3 separate regions of the Homo sapiens genome follow, and all the other regions are linked to region 1. Evidence: chromatin contacts called from ENCODE Hi-C or POLR2A ChIA-PET data. All regions are on one chromosome and are shown on one strand. Each heading gives the region's core, a stretch centred on a gene start or an enhancer-like site at or near the end of the contact. The rest is flanking DNA. Distances are from core to core; before and after follow the strand shown. Region 1 holds the start of MKLN1-AS (MKLN1 antisense RNA). Region 2 holds the start of TSPAN33 (tetraspanin 33). Region 3 holds the start of AHCYL2 (adenosylhomocysteinase like 2).

The links. Hi-C counts contacts between places; a loop is a spot of excess contacts on that map. ChIA-PET counts read pairs that join two places held with the same protein, here RNA polymerase II (POLR2A). Pooled maps may share reads with other maps.
Region 2: a loop to region 1 is called in a pooled map, with 1.9 times the contacts of the local background. The contact joins the promoter of TSPAN33 here to the promoter of MKLN1-AS in region 1. A Hi-C loop is called at or near these places in 1 of 168 maps with a recorded cell type or tissue (B cell) and 1 of 50 pooled maps. POLR2A ChIA-PET finds 5 or more read pairs at or near these places in 1 of 52 experiments (activated B cell).
Region 3: a map of CD8-positive, alpha-beta T cell shows a loop between it and region 1 (9-fold over the local background). The contact joins the promoter of AHCYL2 here to the promoter of MKLN1-AS in region 1. A Hi-C loop is called at or near these places in 3 of 168 maps with a recorded cell type or tissue (CD4-positive, alpha-beta memory T cell, CD8-positive, alpha-beta T cell and naive thymus-derived CD4-positive, alpha-beta T cell) and 8 of 50 pooled maps.

What each region holds. Positions count from the first base shown.
Region 1 is chr7:131,325,681-131,330,463 of GRCh38, reverse strand. MKLN1-AS (MKLN1 antisense RNA) reads left to right here and starts at 2,685. Exons shown (of 6, transcript NR_125364.1): 1 at 2,685-2,849; 2 at 3,529-3,658. MKLN1 (muskelin 1) reads right to left here and starts at 2,588. Exons shown (of 18, transcript NM_013255.5): 1 at 2,467-2,588. The coding sequence starts at 2,564. RefSeq lists enhancers at 1,670-2,246, 2,253-2,552, 2,247-2,823 and a silencer at 2,603-2,762.
Region 2 is chr7:129,143,457-129,148,239 of GRCh38, reverse strand. It overlaps TSPAN33 (tetraspanin 33), which reads right to left and starts at 3,533. Exons shown (of 8, transcript NM_178562.5): 1 at 3,158-3,533. The coding sequence starts at 3,259. RefSeq lists an enhancer at 499-548 and a silencer at 3,411-3,620.
Region 3 is chr7:129,222,477-129,227,259 of GRCh38, reverse strand. AHCYL2 (adenosylhomocysteinase like 2) reads right to left here and starts at 2,230. Exons shown (of 17, transcript NM_015328.4): 1 at 1,821-2,230. The coding sequence starts at 2,183. RefSeq lists silencers at 1,897-2,146, 2,267-2,336 and an enhancer at 2,617-2,726.

The sequences.
Region 1 (4,783 bases), core at 1,436-3,935:
CGGTAAGGATTAAATGAGTTGATACACTTAAAAATGTTCATAAGAGAGCCTAGCAAATGGACGGCACATCATAAATGTTTACCATTTTTGTTACTGATTTATTACTGCCACCTCGAAATGCTTAGATCTATGCCAACAAATATTTGCCACTTTGTGGACAATTTCAACAAATGTCTTTAACCTAAAATGAGACCTGTTTAAGAAGTACCTTAATATGGTTTCCACTGCCAGTAAAGATACAACAATTGCTGCTAGAGGGGATTTTAGGGCAAAGGTAAGTAAAGTCAACCCCTTTCCTACATCTTCTGTCACACAGAGAAGTAATATCCTTGCTTGCTTATAGAAGTTCAGAGCCAAGAGTTTTATAATTTAGGCATGGCACACACCAACCCAGCAGACACAATATTCTCCAACTCCAGCTCCATAATACTCAACTATACTCCTTCAAAGAAAAAAGCTTAGATTACTCTTCTAATACTTTACTTTAAATACAAATTATACTGCATTTGTCAATAGAATGTCATAAGGATTAAACAAGATATAGTAAGTGGAAGTGTATGAAAGTTACGTATGTATTAAATACTATTTTATGTATGTACTTGAGAAAATTGCAGCAATGTATTTCTCCAATCTCAAATTGTTGCTTTCTAACTCCAAAACTAGTGTTCTGCCCACTGCAAACCAGGGGCCAGAGTAACAAGACACAAAAGATTAAAGTTGCCATCCCACTAAATCATTTCCTGCTTGAAATGTACTTTCTTAAAATGTCTATACAACAGATAACGCGGATGGTACTTGTGTTATCCAAGCCTCAGGCCTACATCAAAAATTTAAGGAGTGACGTCCTGGAAATACGCTAATTCAAGACCAGAAAAATGTCTCTACAGTTAGATCAAACAATGCCACACCAATTCCCAACTGTCCATAATCCTAGCCTGGGTATAGAAAAAAGCTGAATAACTTCAGATCCAAGAACAAGATAGCCCAGAATATCAGAGGTCAAGTACATAGGGCCACATTTCAACTCCAACTACATGGCTGGACTGTTTATCTGGCTCACTCTCAAATTCAAAGTTGGGTTTCAGCATCAATCAGGGATATGGCCATGAATAGGCTACGCAGGCCAGATCAAACCACAGGTCACTTGGCACCCTTCATTGGGCCAGATCCTACTGAATGCCAACCCTTGACCTGGTGAATAAAATGGGAGGCTGGCAGTCATGACAGATTCTTCCAGTTGCAGCTCCATTTTGAGATTCTTCATTGATATAACCAGTGAAATCAAATTTGGATAAATGTGAAGAATTTCTCAAATACAGATGGAAAACTTACTTGAGTATGCTTCACAGATCTAGTCACTTTTTTGTTTAGTAAAATACTCAGTAAAATATATTATTCATTAATTTGTTTCGTTCATAAAATCGTTTCGGTCCTGTGAGATGGTTAGAGGGACAACTAGCACTTTTCTTCAGGATCTGCACAGATCTTAACCCTTTACTAAGCCAGTTCCTCCACTAGCATGTAAAATTGGAGTTAGATCTGCTCCTCCTTTCAAAGATAAGCCAAAGATAAATAAGATACTATGTAAGAGTATTTTCAGCATTTCAGAAGGAATTTGCTAGAGAAAAAAACACCACCAACAAAAACCTAACAATGCAACTGAATTTTTTTAACACCTAAATCAGGGATCAAGACAAAGCCGGTGTTGAAAATCAAATTCATTAAAGCCAGATGTTTCTATGTTTGAGTTTCCGGACTGGGAAACGTGTCTGTGTCCATACAAACCCATCTTCTAATGAGCCGTAATACTGAAATTCTTCGGTAACGTCCCTCCTTCCCACTCCCTATCTTTTTCAGAACTTCCAGGCATTAAAGACAACGTCTGCCAATCCTACAAGTTCTCCCCGCCTGCTAGGATTCAGATGGATTCCACAACTTTTCAGCCTTCCGTGACTTTTAACACTACTCTAGAGCTAATCACTTTTAATGACCCCACTCTGGAATAGACACTCCTCGGCTTTACACTTTGTCCCGGCAGCAATCGACTGAACTGTCCCCCGACGCCGACCACCTCGGACGACCTCAGACATTCGGGGTAGTTTGCCCGCGGGCAGGGCCCCGCCAACTCCGATTCCTGCCCCAGAGCCGTCCGCCCCCCAAGCCCTCCTCAACCTCAACCCCCAAATCCCAAGCGCAGAACCGCTGGGCTTCCGGTTCTCCTGTGCGCGCCCCGGATCCGCCACACACCTCGCCCCTTCTCCCTGGGCTCGCTCTCCGGACCCTAACCCCTTCCCGAGCGAGGCCGAGCAACGCTCTCAGCAGCTGAACTAAGACTCCGGAGGCCGCACGTCCCCCTCAGCAGGCCCCGCCTGGGCCTCTCGGCTCGGCTGCCCTCCATTGCACCCCTGGCCCAACCGTGCTGACGCGGAAGGGTGGGGCAGCACGAGCTCAAGGCCCGGCACTTACTCGGGAAGGTAGGTGGAGGAAAAGGAGCTCCACTTGTGTAGCGCGTAGGGGAGAAGCCGGCACTCGGGCGCCGCAGCGACAGCTCCGCCAGCCGCCATCTTGTCAGCACCGTAGCGGCCGCCACCGACCGCTGGCAGCGAACGGGAGGAGGGGAGGGGGCGTGGCCTGCTCTTAAAGGGGCCGCCGCCCTCCCCGGCCGCCCGCGCTCCCCGCCCCGCATCGTTACCCGAGCCCAGCGCCGGGCCAATGTCCTATCTCAGGGTTTCCCACGTCGCTCGCTCCTTGACGGCTGACCGACACTGGGTCTGAGGTGTAAGCGCTTTCCAGGCCCTTCCCTGGGGCTTGGAGGGGAATGGCGCAAAGGACTTTTCTTACAAGCAGAGGTAAGGAAAAGCCGAGATGATTACGAACAGAAACACGTTGTAGTTATGGAGCAGGAAGGGAAAATAAGAAGACCAAGTTGGAAAAGGGACGCCTGTGCGCTTTTGGAAGCCACCGCCCTCGCCAGTTTATAAGTCCTTTACGGAAACAACACTGAAGGGAGCTGGAGGGCAGTAGCTAATGTGCTGTCCTCCTGGAGTGGTCCTGGTTTTAAATGTCTTGTCCCCGCCTTCCAGAGTCAGATGGAGACAGGAAAAGGAAATGGTCCCGTGTCCTCCTACCCTGTTTGGTTTGCAGTCTGTGATGCCCTTCATTGTAAACATTTCTTGTGAGCCGCATCCTACTAATCTTGTGGCATTGGTTTGCTCGGGAATGACGTTCACCCACAGACCTGAAAAGTCCTTACAGAGTTGGGAAGCTGCGTGTCATCATTTTTTCAGTTGGCAAATCTGCCCACTTTGAACTGACATAATTGTAGCCTAAAAGTTCAGAGAGAGAGTAGTTCAGGAAAAAGACTATTCCTTCTTCTTAGAGGGAACAGCAGCCCTGAAAACTATGTGGACATCATACCAGCTTCTTACAACAAAAGGTGCACTTGGTCTAAATTATCTGGCAGCTCTAGATAACGTTCTCATCAAGTACCTGTTTGTTGTAGTTATGCATATTTATTCCTTGGCTTAGCCACTGCAGTTACCAAAGAGTATGTCGCTTATTGTCTAAGAGGTTGGACTCCTGAAAGCCTGGACAGTGTCATCATCTTCACCTGAAGAGTGGAAAAATTCAAGCAAAGAGTTTCTCAGGAAATGACCAAGTGAGTCAAAACACCTCAATAATTGTATTCTCTTCCCGTTGTAATCATTAACCTGCCGAAATTCCCTCCAGTCCTTTCCTGACTTCCTGTTTCTATAGATGGAAATTTTAATAGTGGGCTCTACTAGGATATCAAATCAAAAAAGCCAGATAGAAAGGCCAGGCCCGGCACGGTGGCTCACACCTGTAATCCCAGCACGTTGGGAGGCTGAGGTGGGTGGATCACCTGAGGTCAGGAGTTCGAAACCAGCGTGGCCAACATGGTGAAACCCCGTCTCTACTAAAAATACAAAAGTTAGCTGCGTGTGGTGACATACACCTATAATCTCAGCTACTTGGGAGGCCGAGGCACAAGAATCACTTGAACCCAGGAGGCAGAGGTTGCAGTGAGCCAAGATCACACCACTGCACTCCAGCCTGGGCAACAGAGTGAAATTCTGTCTCAGAAAAACAAATAAAATACAATAAAATAAAAAATTACATGTGCTTTCTGTGTTGCAGCAGGTTGGAAAAGCATGTGTTCCTTAAGGGAATGCTGTAACTGTAGTGACTTGGGTCGGGAGCTGCCAGAGACAGTGGGAAAGGGCCAGAGAATGTTAGCCCCAGAGATGATATAGTGGTTATCTTTGAAGAAAATAGACACTTTAAAGGGGAGGAATTAACTCACTCCAATTCCTTTGGGCCCCAGATTTTATAATTCCACTTCTTACCTTAATGTAAGTCAAGTCCTTGTTCTTTTCCAGACATAGTTCCTGAGCAATCTTTTTTAAAAACACATGTTAATTAGTTCTTCTTAAGCTTAAATCCTTTTGGTGACTTTCAATACCCTTCTAAACTGTTTAACAGAGGCCCTTCATAACCTGCCTTGATTTTTCTCTCCAGCTTCCTCACCACCACCCCCCCCCCACTTTTCTCCTTTGCGCTTTTGACATCTGCCCACTAACTAGCACACTGAATTTGTTCCCATAGAGTCCTTGTTCTCTCTAGCCTCCGGAGCTTGCTCTAAGCCAGGCATGGAATATTCTTTCCCATTCTTTACCTGGCTAACTCCAGCTCATCCTGTAGACTGTTTGGTCCTGGAAATTTTTTTGGTTTTTTTTTTTTGAGACAGAATCTCACTCTGACT
Region 2 (4,783 bases), core at 2,284-4,783, 2.2 Mb after region 1:
TTCTGGGCTCTGCCTGACTCAAAAGCCAGCCAACTGCTGCCCTGAGTGGGAAAAGGACCAGCGAGGAAGGAGGTGGGCGGCACTGAATATTCCTGACAACACATGGCCAAGCTGAGAAAGCAGGCACCACCCCAATATCTGCACGGAGCTGTCCTGCAGAGGGAGGTGAGGAGAGGCAGCTGCTCTGTAGCCACCCTAACTGATTTAAATGCAACATCTAGGATCTTAGAGCAGCTACTCCAGGCCATGGAATCCCCACAGTCAGTAACCCAGCAACATGATTCTGGGAAGAAAATCAGAACTCCCAGGTCAAAGGGGAAGTGAGATTTGAAACATGAACAGTAGGAACTGGTCCCAGTCCCCCAAAATTCATTAGTTTTCTGAGTCAGACTCCAAATGCCCCAAGAGTCAGGGCTTCTAGAGCAACAGCAGACGTAGCCACCATCACCACCAGCACCACTATTCAGAGCCCAGAGGATGCCGGACACCTTCCTAGTGGGTTCCAGGCACAGACACAATAACCACTGCCATGCGGCAGCTCCAGAAGCCGGCCAGAGCATGCACTCTGCCTGCAAAGGGTGTGGGCTGACCATCATCTCATCCATAGGTGCTTCCTGGGCAGAAGAGCAGAATTTGATTAGGATGGTGGAAGTCTACAAAAAAGAAAGCATGGGAACCAGTCCCTGAAGAGGAGCTAGGAAGAAAGATGGCCCCCTGATCTGGGGAGGCAGCATTTTCTCTCCAGCTGCTCTTGTATGAATATACCTGTGCAGCACTGGGTTTGGGGGAGAAGGGACATTCAATAACACCTGAAAAGTACTGTCCCCTAGGAAGGGCAATCAGGACACAGGGAGATTCATCCTTAGATCCAGCTCTAGGTCTTGAAGAAAGAAAACAGTCCCCAAAATGATTCATTCATCCTTAAATAGTTCACTGAGGCAGAAATTGTTTCTCCTTTAGAGGAGAAAGATTAAGGTCAGAGAGACAGATACATTGGCTTAGGGTCACACAGTAAGTTGGTGCCAAAAAGATGCTGAGCCTCTTGTCTTTCAGTGTGCTATTTCTAGAGCCTCTGATTTTTTATGAGTCTACTGTAGGGCCAAGAAGGGGCTCTATTCTAATTTGGGGTGGTGCTAGCTTGGCCACCCACGTCTTCTGACCTTGAATGAAGCATTTTTACCAAGGTAAATGGGTCTGTGGAGCCAAACTCTCTCCTGGCTGAGATCTCTCAAAGTCGTTTGTCCGATAAAAGGGGGGTAGGGTGGAGGTAGGGGGTAGGGAAGCTCGAGAAAAAAAAAATGACCAGGAACACAAGTGTAACAGATGCACCCAGCTGTTGTCACTGGCGAGCACAGACAAGGGTGAGGTACCAATGGCTCCAAGGGAGACAGTCTCGGCAGATAAAGGAAGTCAGAGTGACGACCTAAAGTCCCTGAAATGCTAGTGCTGGCTCCGAGGATGTCACGTCACTGGCCTGGCACACTCAGTGAGCACAGAGACTTCACTGATACTTGCCCCTAAGTGGGGAGTCTCTTAGTACATCCCCCAGCACTGGTAGAGTGGTAAGGGATTTTCTTGTGTTTTTCCCTAACCTCCAGCTGAAGCAGAACCTAGACTATGGGAACTTGGGTTGACTGGTTAACTACTAATACTGCCCATACCCCAGCTATAGCAGCAGCCATCTGTGCTGAGGACTTCCCCCAGCGGCACTGTGGTTCAGTAGAAAGGTCACCAGACCAAGCCTGCTAACCAGCTGTTGGACCTTGGACAAAACATTTAACATCTCTGTGCTTTAGTTTTCTACATTTTATAGACATAAACACAGATGCTGGACAAGATGTCTTCTAAAATTTTTTTCCAGTTTTACAACTGAGCATTTGATAGGAGCACAAGTTTCATTTTCCCCAGGAGTAGGATGGCTGAGTGCGCTGTCATCACCACCCTATGGGATTTCTCTCATTTGTCCCAACAGGCCAGCACTTATGGGCTTTGTGTCTGCACCTCACCCCACGGGCCCTGTGAAACCTTTCCAGCAAATGGCTTAGATGTCTGTTCTGCTCCCTCCCCTAGGAAACATATTTTAGACTCAATTCTTCCCTCCTGCAAGTCTGAACTTTAGGTCTCCAGCTGAAGTGGGCAAGGATGGTGGGCTCCAGAAGCAGCAGCTCTGGTGTGGTAGGAGCCAGAAGAGGAGGTGAATGGGGGAAGGATGTCCCTATGTTCTCACACCCCAGGACCTCCAGGACTCTCTAGCCAGGAAACAGGGTCGAGCTGGCATTGCATGATCTGGTTCAGCTCAATTCTCAGCTTCAGCAGTCTTTCTGCCACCCCTGATCACACTGGGTTGGATTTGTGGGGGAGGGAGTCAAGGCCTGCAGACATGAACATACATGCTTAGGTCGGTCAAGTCAACAATGAACGGCAGAGTGGGATGGGAATCCAGGTGTCCGGAGTCCCAGCCCAATACTTTTTCCACCCCAAGCAGAAGATTCTGAAAGGACCCCTGGCCCTCCGGCCCAACACGGGGTCCTGTTTAAAGACACTGGTGATTGCCAGGCTCCAGGGGTGAAGTCTGGTCCTGAGAAGGGTGGCAGGGAGGGGACAAAGTTTGGGGCAGTGCTGGGATGGGAAAGACATCTGCACCTGGAGGCCATTCTTCCTAGACTTTGGGGGGGTGGAGGTGGGGGTAGATGAGGCCTGCAAAAGGAAGAGATGATGCCAGTAACCCATCCTCTCTGAGGTGGTGGAGAGAGAGGTTTGGGTTTTTCCTTCCTCTTCTTTCTTTGCCAGCCGGGCCTCCAGGCCCCCAGGCCTGAAAGTCAGCCGCCACCCCCGACCCCCATCATGAATGTGTCAGTGGGTCCGCCTTGGGCCAACAGGCTCCCTCAAACCCACATTTCTAGCCTAACACAGACCCTCCTCCGACGCCCCGAGAATACCCATCAGTCTTTACTGATTCCCTGGCATACCCTCCTCCCTACAACGCCCCCTGCAGACGCGGCGTCCCCGGGGTGTCCCTCCCCAGGATAAATTCCCCCAAAGTGCCGTCAGCCCAGAAAACTCGGCAGTGCGGCTCCCGCGCGTGGGGCACCCCGGGCCACCCTTCCACCCCGCGGGGGGACCCCGCCGCCCAGGTGCCCTCGACCCCGAGACTCACCCAGAAGAGCATGTTGAAGAAGAAGAGCAGGTATTTCACCAGCGGGCTGACGAAGGAGAACTCCTCCCCGGAGGCGGCCGGCGCCCGGGGTCTCCGCGCCATGGCCCCGCCGCCGCCACCGCCCCCGGGGGCCTATTTCCCAGCGGCTGCCGGCCGGCCTGTGTGCCCCGCGCCCGGGGGCATGAGCCGAGCCGCGCCGCGCAGGAGCCCGGCCGGCGGGGGAGCCTGCGCTGCGGCGGGAGGCGCCCGAGCCGGGGGGCCGGGAGCGGCGCGGGCCGGGGAACCGCGCCTGGAGCTGCTGGAGCCGCGGTGGGCAGCGCGAGCGGACGAGACTCACCCGCGGCCGCAGGACCAGCCCGGCCAGCCAGGCGCCCAGGAAACCCGGCCCGCCCCCGGCCGCTCATTGGCGCGACGGCTGGAGCCCGACTTCCCATTGGCTCGTGGCTGATGTCACTAAGTATCCAGCCATCCCTCTCCACCGAGAGTCGGGGGAGACACCTGTTCTGTGAGGGATAACTTGTTAAAGGGTCAGCGGTTCTGCCTCTCCCCTACCCCTAAGGGAAAGCATCCAGGCTGCAGCTGCTCAAAGGAACAAGAGTGAGGAGAAGGAATGCACAGTGCATCCCACACCCACGTCCTCCGCCCAGCTGCTGTGCACATATGCAAACACACATACATTAAAATCAACAAGTACGCACACCGTGTGTTGAGCAATGCGCCGAAAGCTCTGGGAACGCGGGAGAACAGAAACAATCCCTGGGGGATGACAATAAAATCAGGGAGACAAAACTAACCTACACATAACAATTAGACCAAGGGTAGATGCAATCTTGTTTAGTAACTATACATTTTAAATGCTTATTTCAGAAGCTCTACAACCCAACAGTGGAAATTTGGAAACATCACCGCCAATCCCGCCATCCTAATTCATTGCTGTCTCAATTCCCGCCCCCGCAGCCCCTCTTCCCTTGGTCTACTTGCAGACACCGTTTTTAACATGCTGATCCGGCACACACAGGTTGAGTGCAGCGTAGCTGGCGAATATATTATGCTGGCTACCCTAACTAATACAAGTTGAACCTCGGGGAGGGAATCTGATTCCACCATAATTAGCTGCGTGAAAGCTGCAAGCTACTTAATCTCTCGGAGCCTCAGTTTGTTTAATGTTAAATGGGAGAGTCCTGACCTAGATGGCGATTTGAGGATTAAATGAGATAATGCATGTAGCTCACTTAGCACATGGCTGGCACATGGAAGGCTCATCAAAGGCATTACAGTATTTCGTTTTAGCAGAATTAAGAATCCAGTGTGGAAATATGATAACCGCACAAATAATTATAATACGTTTGGTAGAAGGTTAGTGAAGATAGCGTGGCAAGTGAAATTAGGGGAGGATGGGATTTAGAATAGTAGAGACGGAGGGGAAACATAATCCAGGTGGATTAAAAAAAAAGGGGGTGAACCAAAGCCTGGAGGTGCAAAAGCACGCCATGTGTTTCGTGCAAAATAAGCAGACTGCTGTGGCTGGAGCACAGGGTATGCTTGGAATAGCAGTGGGACATAATGCTGACCGATGCCGTTACATGTGGAATTGTGTTAAAACTGCGGAAGTAATTGAATATCAGA
Region 3 (4,783 bases), core at 981-3,480, 2.1 Mb after region 1:
GAATAAAATAAAATCAATTATTCATAATAATAAAAGCATTAGTAAGAATATCATTTAAGACTTTATGTGCCAAGCTCAATGCTAAACCTTTTACAAATATTTCTAATCCTCAATCATAATTAGTACTTTCATTTTATAGAAGAGGAAACTGATTTGTGTAATTTGGAAATTACCCAAAAGGTAGTAATGGGGGTACTAGGCTTCAAATCCAGGTCTGCCTGACTGTAAACTTCATGCTCTAAAAGCAATTTGTTAAACACTTTTAGCCTAAAGAAATCTAACCAAATTACAAAGTTTAGACAAAAACAGTCTTTATCACAAGAAAATGACTTAACGATACAAAGTATCTCAACAAGTCAGAAGTATGCTTTGGATTTCCAGACTCAGATCTAGGTACTCCCAGCACTGGTGCTGCTGCTGCCTCTCTTTTTTACTTTACTTTTTTTCTTTAAACCCATTTCTGCAGGATGCTGCCTCTTTCTACTCTAATTCTTCCCAGAGGAGTTTCATACTACAAACGACAAAGACATTGTCTAAAGCATTACAGAAATTCCTTCAGTCTTGCCTCTGACTTATCACCTAAATTTGTATCGTTAGGATGAAAGGATTATCCGCTATACCTTAATCATGACGCTATGACAACAAAAAGTTATGGTGGATCCAAGGTTCCAATTCAGCTGGTCCCACACAGTAAAACCAATGCACACTTCCCGTCTCTTTGTTGCTGTTCTGATAAAGCAATTAAAAACCATTCACAACAATTTAAAAAAAACATTAATCCCTGTGCCCATACTGTGTCTACGAAATTGAAGCTGTAAGCCCTTTTTATATGATCCACACTTCTGTCTTTTCCAATACTTGCCCTGTTTTTCTGTGCTGATTCAGCTTTAAGAGAGAAAGAAAGACAAGCTTTGAGAGAGACAGACAACTATGGATAGACAATGTACGGGTAATACAGGGCTATCATCCACCTAGGCAGTTACTTCTTGGTATTCTGAGACCTCCTCAAAACTGTCTGAAAGAAGCTGACGCCTAAGACCGAAAACCCCACAAAGATCGTCTTTCCCAAAAGTAGCAGCATTTCTTCCTATCACTTTCAGATTATAATAAAGCAATCAATAAGACATTCATTCTCTTCATACACAGCCTAATAATCCTGGTGACCAACTATACCCAGCAGGGAGGACAAAGCTCTTAACACGAAAGAGTGAGGAGAATCTCTCCATTACCCTTTTACATATTCAGGGAAGAGAGAATATCGCAGTCGCTGGAAATGAAGGGCACAGCATCGTGTTGCTGTATGGCCACGGTTGGCCACAGAAAGGCAGAAAGTCATCAACTGTATGGAAACCAGACAACTCTGACGATTTCTATGCAAGGTGACTACACCTTACTCGTTCTCCAAGTATTAAAGATCTTTTCATCCTTATTGCTGTGTGAACTCCCGTGAGCGGTAAGGTTTTTCTATACTATCGAGGTCTCTTCCCCGATAGGCTGGAAAATCACACCCGGGAGCGTGTTGGGGCCGCGGGACGTACTATTAGGTGTCTCTCCTCCCGCTGCCTATTCCAAGTAGTAGGGGAGAGCGCTACCTCCATGTTATTCAGAGCGAAGTACGGCCGTGCCTCCTGGAGTCTCCGCTCCCAGCACGAGGGGCCGGCTGGGGGGCATCTCTGAGAGAGTGGGTTTAAGGGGACAAGGGGTATCTCCGGTCCTGCGATCAGAAAGGAGGGCGTGGAGGGTGGTGCCGCCGTGCCGAGAGGATCTGCAGTTCCCCTCCCCTCCCTTCCTCTCCTAGAGAGGCAGCCCGGCCCCAGTACCTTCTTGACTGTGCGCGGCGCCTCGGTGACGGTGCCGTCGGGGCTGACCAGGGCCTCGCCGCCGTCGCGGTGCCGCTGGTGCTGGTGATGTGGGTCGCTCCGCTTCATGGCCGACGCCTGAGGCACCTTCCCGGCGGCGGGGCTGAGAGCGGCGGCGGGCCCCGAGCCCGGGCCGGGGACCGGGGGCCGCTCCGCGGCGGGAGCTGGAGCCTCAGGGTCTCCACCGCCCGCCGGGGGGGCCATGGCGCCCACGGCGGCCGTGCTCAGTCCTAGTTGCGACTCCGCCTCGGAGGGGCTCAGGTCCTTCAGCTCCACCTCAGGCACCTTGGCGGCAGCCGCGGCTGACACAACCTGCACCGACATCACCGCCTCCGCTGCAACCACCGGCTCAGACTCCAGCTCCTGCTCTTGGTCGGCCCCGCCTCCCACCTCCCTTCCTCTTCCCTCCCCCATGTCCCCACTCCTCCCCTCCATCGCCTCCTCTCCCACCCCCTTTCTCCGCCCGCCAGTCCCGGCCCCTCCAGCCCCGCCCCGCCCCGTCCCGGTCTGGCCTCGCGCGAGGCGCCACGGAACCTGTAGTGCGTTTGCTCCCGGCCGCACGCGGCGAGAAGACCGTGGGACCTCAGGCCCCGACCTACACTGCGCGCCCCATGGGCGGGGCCCGCAGCGTCCCCTGGGAGTTGTAGTCCTTTCAGCCTTTCCTCCACTAAGTGAGATTCAGCCGAGGAGAGGGAGCGCTAGGGCCGGCAGCTAACAGAAAGGAGTGAGGATAGGTGACTCGACGGAGGGGATGAGGAAGAGAAAGTCTCCAGAGGAGTTGTGACTTCCGGGGAGGGAACGCCAAGAAGCCTTAGGGGAGGGGAAGTGGTAGAGGAATGGCTCGTTGTCCTGACAGCGTGAAGTTCCTCCGCGCGTGCCCGTCTGCGATCACGTGAGCGAGTATTTAAAGGAGAAGCGGCGGCTCCAGGCTGGAAGTGGCTTTATTTTTCTTTGTGATATTGAGAACTCAACACCCTTCCAAACTTCAGTGGCTTTGTTTTTAGAAGGGATAAAGTAGGACCTTGCTTGCTGTGGCGCTTTCTGTCACATTCTGGGTTTGGAAGCTAAGATCATTCCTCAAAGAAGTTAGGTATCACTAGATCAAAATTCAAGGCTGAGGAATTACACGTTGCCTTAAACGAGGCCAAATCTTTTCACCTATAATTCTAATAGGGCAATCATCTGAAATTCAGATACATATATCAGCATAGAGGGATATGAATAGTGAATATGAGTAGTTAATTTCCTAAGTGATGGGATTTAAGGTGATTTTTACTTTGTACTTTTCTGTATTATTTTTAAATTTTACATTTAGAGGATGTAAGCAAAAAGACATGCACCGCAGCGTCCTTTTTAATAACAAAAAACTGTCTAAAACTAATGTCCAACAAATAGAGCAATTGTTACAGCCTTTGAAAATCGTTTGCCAGCTGGGCATAGTGGTTGACGTCTGTAATCCCAGCACTTTGGGAGGCCAAGGCCGGCAGATCACTTGAGATCAGGACTTCAAGACCAGCCTGGCCAACATGGTGAAACCCCATCTCTACTAAAAATACAAAAATTAGCCAGGCGTGGTGGCGGGCACCTGAAATCCCAGCTACTTGGGAGGCTGAGGCAGGAGGATCGCTTGAACCTGGGAGGCAGAGGCTGCAGTGAGCCAAGATCATGCCACGGCACTCCAGCCTGGACAACGGAGTGAGATGCCGTCCCAGAAAAAAAGGAAGAAAGAAAGAAAATTGTTTGCCAATACTTTTTAACAACAAGGTTTTCCCTTTTTCATTCTTTACTCTGAAAGCCAAAATGTGAAGAGGAAGCTAAGAAACTCTTGTGTCTGGTACACTTGTGAGCTCTGTGGAAATGGCAGTGCTCAGACGCCTTCCGATACATAGTGTGAGGCACAAATTTGGCGATCAGGAAATGAGAGACTCCAAGGCAGGACAACTTCACGAAGTGAAGATTTCCAAAATCGTAATAGCACAGGAAAGAAGATCAAGGCATTCTGGCTTTCAGAATAAATGCTTATGATAAAAACATTAAGCTAAGAAGCAAGAGACAAAATTGCACATGCCATAAGATTTTATGTAAAGAATACTTTAAAAAGCCTGTAATCCCAGCACTTTGGGAGGCCGAGGCAGGCAGATCACGAGGTGAGGAGATCGAGACCATCCTGACTAACACGGTGAAACCCCGTCTCTACTAAAAATACAAAAATAAGCCGGGCGTGGTGGCGGGCGCCTGTAGTCCCAGCTACTCGGGAGGCTGAGGCAGGAGAATGGCGTGAACCCAGGAGGCAGAGCTTGCAGTGAGCAGAGATCGCCCCACTGCACTCCAGCCTGGGCGACGGAGCAAGACTCCGTCTCGTAAAAAAAAAAAAAAAAAAAAGAATACTTTAAAAAAACAAAATGCAGTTGACTCGCGACAGATTATGGGGGGGGTTCCTCTCTATGCTCAGAGAAACAGGAGCAAAGGGGTTCATACAGTTTACAGCTGTTTCAGAGACTTACAGCCCTAACAACCCAGGCAGCCACTGGACAGCTACTCTTTAGACATCTAGTCTTTGGTGTCACTGTGTTTTGCCTGGCAAGGAGAAGGAAGGAGGCCAGGCATGGTGGCTCACACCTGTAATCCCAACACTTTGGGAGGCCGAGGCGGGTGGATCACTTGAGGTCAGCAGTTCGAGACCAGCCTGGCCAACGTGGTGAAACCCCATCTCTAATAAAAATACAAAAATTAGCCAGGCGTGGTGGCTTCTGCCTGTAGTTCCAGCTACTCAGGAGGCTGAGGCAGGAGAATCCTTTGAACGCAGGAGGTGGAGGTTGCAGTGAGCCGAGATTGCACCACTACACTCCAGCCTGGGCAACAGAGCAAGACTCTGTCTCAAAAAAAAAGAAGGAGAAGGGAGAGAAATCACCTGCCTCGATCTT